Regions from separate parts of the Homo sapiens genome. Here region 2 is linked to region 1. Evidence: read pairs that join two places in POLR2A ChIA-PET (ENCODE). Cell type or tissue: GM12878. All regions are shown on one strand. Links, peaks and the distances in the headings refer to the core of each region. The heading gives the core; the rest is flanking DNA.

Evidence for each region. ChIA-PET counts read pairs that join two places held together with the same protein. Peaks named below come from ENCODE experiments on the same cell type or tissue, not always from the same donor. Only the 100,000 strongest peaks of a DNase experiment are listed, where the experiment ranks them.
Region 2: POLR2A ChIA-PET joins it to region 1 with 11 read pairs; 2 of 35 experiments call an interaction of 5 or more read pairs at or near these places.

The regions. Positions count from the first base shown.
Region 1 is chr2:230,223,819-230,226,726 of GRCh38, reverse strand. SP140 (SP140 nuclear body protein) reads right to left here and starts at 991. Exons shown (of 27, transcript NM_007237.5): 1 at 824-991. The coding sequence starts at 882. It also overlaps a transcript of SP110 not described here. RefSeq lists enhancers at 402-451, 472-551, 622-671, 902-1,111. In GM12878, for the core only: no CTCF peak of the experiment used is centred there; DNase peaks (open chromatin) are centred at 266, 572 and 1,006; H3K4me3 peaks cover 2,039 bases; H3K27ac peaks cover 2,279 bases.
Region 2 is chr2:230,642,511-230,645,418 of GRCh38, reverse strand. No RefSeq gene overlaps it. Among named protein-coding and RNA genes, the nearest start is that of LINC01907, 57 kb to the left of the region's middle. RefSeq lists an enhancer at 787-956. In GM12878, for the core only: no CTCF peak of the experiment used is centred there; a DNase peak (open chromatin) is centred at 1,229; H3K27ac peaks cover 1,499 bases.

The DNA.
Region 1 (2,908 bases), core at 1-2,500:
GTAATGGTGTGATCTTGGCTCGCCAAAACCTCTGCCTCCCTGGTTCAAGCGATTATCCTGCCTCAGCCTCCTGAGTAGCTGGAATTACAGGCATACACCATGACACCCAGCTAATTTTGTATTTTTAGTAAAGACAGGGTTTCTCCACGTTGGTCAGACTGGTCTCATTGTCTTACATTTTTTAAAGATGATTTCCAGGCTTCTCTGACCAGATATGTAAAAAATACCAGAACAGAAGAATAAAAAAAGCAGAAGCAGCACTCACTCTCTACCTGCTTGCCTTTTTTGTTGGGTCTCATCTGCTTTCACTTCCTCCTACCAAGTATTCAGAGATCCTGAAGTGATTCTAGGGCTAAGAGCCACATAGATGGGCTCAGAGCAGAACCGGTCCCCAACTACACAGCCTGGAAAGTGTGACAACAGACAGGCGTTTGGATTTTAATTCTTCTAAAAAGATCCTTTTTAGACAGAGTTGTCTTTTGGAGTGGGGATAAAGGAGGCCTGGGGGAGAAGAGAGGGTTCAGAGGTCACGGGGAATCATCCAATCCTACACAAAGCCTCAGAACAGGCATGATGTTCAAACAGCTCCAGTCCAGCCATTTGCAGATGTAAGAGAATAGGAAGATGATGTGAGTCACGGCATCCTTGAGTTTCTCCAACAGCCAATCCCTGCAATTTAAAAAATCTGATTGCCTCGTTATTTATTTGTAACTGAATTCTATTGTATACCTGTAGAGTGAAGCTGGGTAGACATTAAATAACAAGTATGAAAGGGAACCCTACCAGAGATGAAGGACAGACGGGAAAGGAGACGATGACCCACCTGAAGTTGAGATTGCTGTCTCCACTTGCCATCTGCCCCTGCTGGCCCTGCTGGGCCATGAGCTTGGCCTAGGATCACACCCGATTCGATTTTCACTGCCCCGTTCCTTCCTGCAGCTCTGAGGTGAAGCTGCCAACTGCCCCTCGGTGCTCAGTCAAAGAGGAAAAGAAAAGTGAAATTGCCTAACTAGCTGACGTGGGTGCACCAACTCTACAGTCCTCCCTCCACCCAATCTCCATGACGTCTCTCAGTCAAGGGAGGAGGAGCAGAGCCAGCCCCACGAGGCCACGGAAGACAGGGTCACTTGTTCCTGCCAAGGAAAGAGGGTGGAAAAGTCATTCAACTCAAGCAGATCAAAGTTGTTTTGAGGTAAGGTGGCATCATGAGGAGGAAGTAAACTCTGTATTTGTCCCCACCCCTTGCTGAGGTGGCTGAGAAGGACAAGTGAAGACCAGACATTTCAAATCTTCAGTCAGGCTCCAGGGCTGGCCATGCACCTTAGTGAGCCTGGGCTGGATGGCTTAGGCCCAGTGTTTGGACATGGGGCCAGGGAGAACTGAAATAGCATGCATTAGAAAGTGGGGGAGATGCTCTTAGCACTCCATGAAAGCAGACAGAGGTAAAAGACAACTCTCTCAACTCCTCCAGCCAAAGGCAAGTGCTGAGGTTGGGCAGAGAAATGAGGTGCAATTCTAAGTTTTCTCAAATATGTGGGCACTTTACAACAGCAGCCAGGGGTGACTGGGAAAAAAATGAGCTTCAACCATTTCACTGAAATCTTGAGGAGAGTGACAGCCTTCTCACTGGATGGGGAAAGGGTTTGGAGCTGAGATTATCTAGACCTTCAAGGACAATATGATACAGGAGGATAGCTGTATTACATTTATGTTTGCACACAATTTTTCATTTATACCCAGCCCTCATTCTGTAAAGGATTTGAAACAATTTACAAAAACACACTATATCAGCATAAAGTCGAGTGATAAACAAATGGAAGCAAAGGGCAAATATAAAAAATATAACCACAGGACTAGAAATCCAGGCAGAAAAATGGGTCAAAGACAGGGGGCTGATGAGAGCCAGGGTATGGGTAGAATCCAGGGCCAGTGACAGAACAGTAGTGAGGATTGAAAAGCCAGAGGCAAAGCAGTATTTTTCCAAAACATGTGCTCCTGAATCCTACTTTTTCTGGTTCATTACACATATGCAAGGAAATTTGCATACATAAGTTTGCAAAATACAGAGTGCAAGAAATTTCTACCCCTTCCACACTTCTGCTTTCTTTCTACCAAAGGAACAAACACCAATCTGGTTGAGACAAACTCTAGAACACTGATGAGGACACCTTTTCCAGTATCTCTCTCTCTCTCCTCTCTCTCTCTCTCTCTGTCCTCTCTCTCCTCTGTCTCCCTCTCTCTCCCTCTCTCTCCCTCCCTCTCCCTCCCTCTCCCTCTCTCTCCCTCCCTCTCCCTCCCTCTTTAAAACAAGAAGGAAAAGTATGCTGGGCTTCTGTTAGACACAGCTGTCCTCTCCTCCCAGTCTCCATGGGGCTCCAACAAGGCCTGGTACAGACTATACCGCCTGCTCCAGCATCCCCTCTCTCTCTTCTCTCTGCCCTTAGGCAGTAGGCAGACCCAGGACACCAATGAACTGGACATTTTTGAAAATGTGCCAGCTTCTTTTGCTTATAAGCACAAGGCCATTGGTGTTCCTCAGCTGACTGGTGGTAAGATTGGTACTTCAGGGGTACTGCTGCTACTACTAGAAAGCCCTACTTTGCAACACCATGCATTAGCCCAGGTAAGGATAGCCTGAAATTTCAGTTCTATTTCCCACTATCTTGTTTTTCCCTATGCTCACTACAGAACCTCTCCTGGGTAAGGGATTCCTGGGCCAGGCATATGTAGGACCATCAGACCATCTCTGGTTCCCAATGTCTTCCTTTACTGCCACGTGACCAGTGGAGTCAGAAGGCTCCGGCCTGCCTCCTGGCTCTGTTCCCCCATCCAGATTTAGGCCAAGTAGGTCATAATCCCCAAAGGTAAATCAATGCTTTCATTCTACCTGGAAGATTTCTCTTCATTT
Region 2 (2,908 bases), core at 185-2,684, 420 kb before region 1:
TAATTTTCATATTTTTAGTAGAGATGGGGTTTTACCATGTTAGCCAGGCTGGTCTCGAATTCCTGATCCCAAGTGATCTGCCTGCCTCGGCCTCCCAAAGTGCTGGGATTACAGGAGTGAGCCACTGCACCTGGCCAGTCTTTCTTTCAAATTTTAGAGACAGGGTCTTGCTGTATCGCCCAGGCTGGAGTACAATAGCTCTTTACAGGCACAGTCATAGAACACTGCAGTCTTGAACTCTTGGCTTCAAGCAATCTTCCTGCCTCAGCCTCTTGAATAGCTCAGATTACAGGTGTGCACCATTGTGCCAGCCAGAAATGATTTTTTTTTTTTTTTTGGAGTCGTGCAATCGTGGCTCATTACAGCCTCAACTTCTGGGGCTCAAGTGATCCTCCCACCTCAGCCTCCTGAGTAGCTGGGATTATAGGCGTGTGCCACCATACCTGGCTAATTTTTAAGATTTTTTTGTAGAGACAAGGTCTCTGTGTTGCCCAGGCTGGTTTTGAACTCCTAGGCTCAAGAAATCTGCCCGCCTCCCAAAGTGCTGGGATTATAGGTGTGAGCCACCATGCATGCTCCAGAAATAAAAAATTTTAAGGAAGTATTATGTAGAACAACCAGGGCTGGGACTGGAATGAGGCAAGAGAGGTATCTAAGACACAAAATTGTGAGGAGGCATTCACTCTCCTCTTCTCTTGCCTCACCCTACTCCTGCACTTGAGAAACTATCAGAAAGGGTAGGGCGCAAGGGCACCATGGCTCATGCCTGTAATCCCGCCACTTTGGGAGGCCGAGGTGGGCAGATCACTTGAGGCTAGGAGTTAGAGACCAGCCTGGCCACGATGGTGAAACTCTGTCTCTGCTAAAAATACAAAAATTAGCTGGGTGTGGTGGTGAGCTCCTGTGGTCCCAGCTACTCGGGAGCCTGAGGTGGGAGGATCACCTGAGCCCAGGGAGGTCAAGGCTGCAGTGAGCCAGGATGGTGTCACTGCACTCTGGCCTTGGTGACAGAGTGAGACCCTGTCTCAAAAAAGAAAAAAAAAAAGAAAAAAGACTGAATTTTACTGTAGGTAGATTACACTTTAATTTTTAAAAAAGGAAAAAACAAAGTAAGGCCCTTGGGCTATTGGAAACTAGCTACCCTGACGTAGATCAGCCAAAGTACCCCAGCTCTATAAGCTCACTTCATGTGAGCTCGAGCCCTGTATGCACTTTGCCCCACTCTTAAAGGCACCATGGGAGGAAACGGAAAGTTCAAGAGGCAGGAAGAAGTCAGAAGAGCCATGTGATGAGTATCTAACTGTATTTAGCTTCAGTTTCAAGATGTGGTGAACATGCAGAAGAGAATGAAAAACTCCCACTGCCTCTTGTCCCCAGGTTTTAGGCAGGAAACTTGATTATGAGTAAAATAATTGAGTGATTGGTTTATTGGATAGACAAGTGACAGGAAACATCCCACCCCCGCTCCCGTGTCCCCTGCCCTCCTGCCCACTCAAACCTGCTGTTTGACATCATCTTGTCTATTTCTGCTGTCTTGGTTTGGGTGTCCCTGGAAACAGACCCTGAGACGTGAACTGGGTATAAATAGTGAGGAAGTAAGATAGGAAAGGGAATGGGCCATTAAAGAGTGAGTTTTCAGACCAGAGGTCACAGCATTATCCCGACTGAGGGGCAGGAAGCTGTGGTACTTACCCAATGACTTCCTGTCCCTCCTTGGTTGAAGACTACTTCCAGGCACTTGACCACTCCAGCACTTCCTGTTTGCCTTGCTCAAGCGTTGAGCACCCTCCCTGGCCAGATAAAAGCTGTTGGGCAGAGGCTCGGGTATTGGCAATACAAGGCCTTCCTGCGTAGGTTGAATGCCCGGGATGTGGGCACAACAGTGCTCACTAGACCTGGTTAAAATCTGGGGATGGCCCACAGTTTTTCCAGGACCTTTTAGTTATAAGAACAGACTCCTTTTAATAATTAAAAAAAGTCTTATCTCTTCTAATATTCAATATTTTATCCTACTAACGCCCTCTACCCTGCTTCAGCTGGGGCCTGTCTTAGTCCAGGAACTGTGGGGAGTGGTCTGATCGCTTTTCTGACTCTCAACCTCTGGTCTCCTTCGCCACCTGTTCTTTTGGTCTCTGCAGGACTAGAGTGGGCAGGGGAAGAGAGGTGAGGGGCAGGAAGGGCTTTGGTTGACCTGCTCTGTTGTAATTTTAAGTGGGAACTCCAGGGAACTGGATGACACCTCCTGCTGCCCAATTGATCACCAATGCAGGGTCCCTGCTTTCTGGTTCATTCCCCTGCTTTACTTGCAGCAAGTTCTCCTGGGCAGAGTCTCTCTCAAGGAGACCTGGCCCAGCTCCTTTCAGCGAGCCCATCTCTGGCCTCTGGGAGATGCACATCCATCCTTGTCCCACCAGGCTCTGGAAGTGCAGGCCCTTTCCACCACCGTCATGTCTCTTCCTGTATTTGCCAAGCAGGGTGAGTTCCAGCCATGGCCTCCAGGCTATAGATTCTTTGGGTGTGGCTTCAGTCCCGAGTCCTTCGTGTCTATCTCTCCAAGGGATTCCTTATTTTTTAATTTTTAAATTTATTTTTATTTTTTGAGATGGAGTCTCGCTCTGTAGCCCAGGCTGGAGTGCAATGGCGTGATCTTGGCTCACTGCAACCTCTACCTCCCGGGTTCAAGTGATTCTCCTGCCTCAGCCTTCCAAGTAGCTGGGATTACAGGCGTGTGCCACCATGCACAGCTGATTTTGTATTTTTAGTAGAGATGGGGTTGCATCATGTTGGTTAGGCTGGTCTCGAACTCCTGACCTCAGGTGATCCACTCGCCTCAGCCTCCTAAAGTGCTGGGATTACAGGCACGAGCCCCTGCAGCCAGCCTCCAGTGGATTCTTTTAAAGCCCCTCAC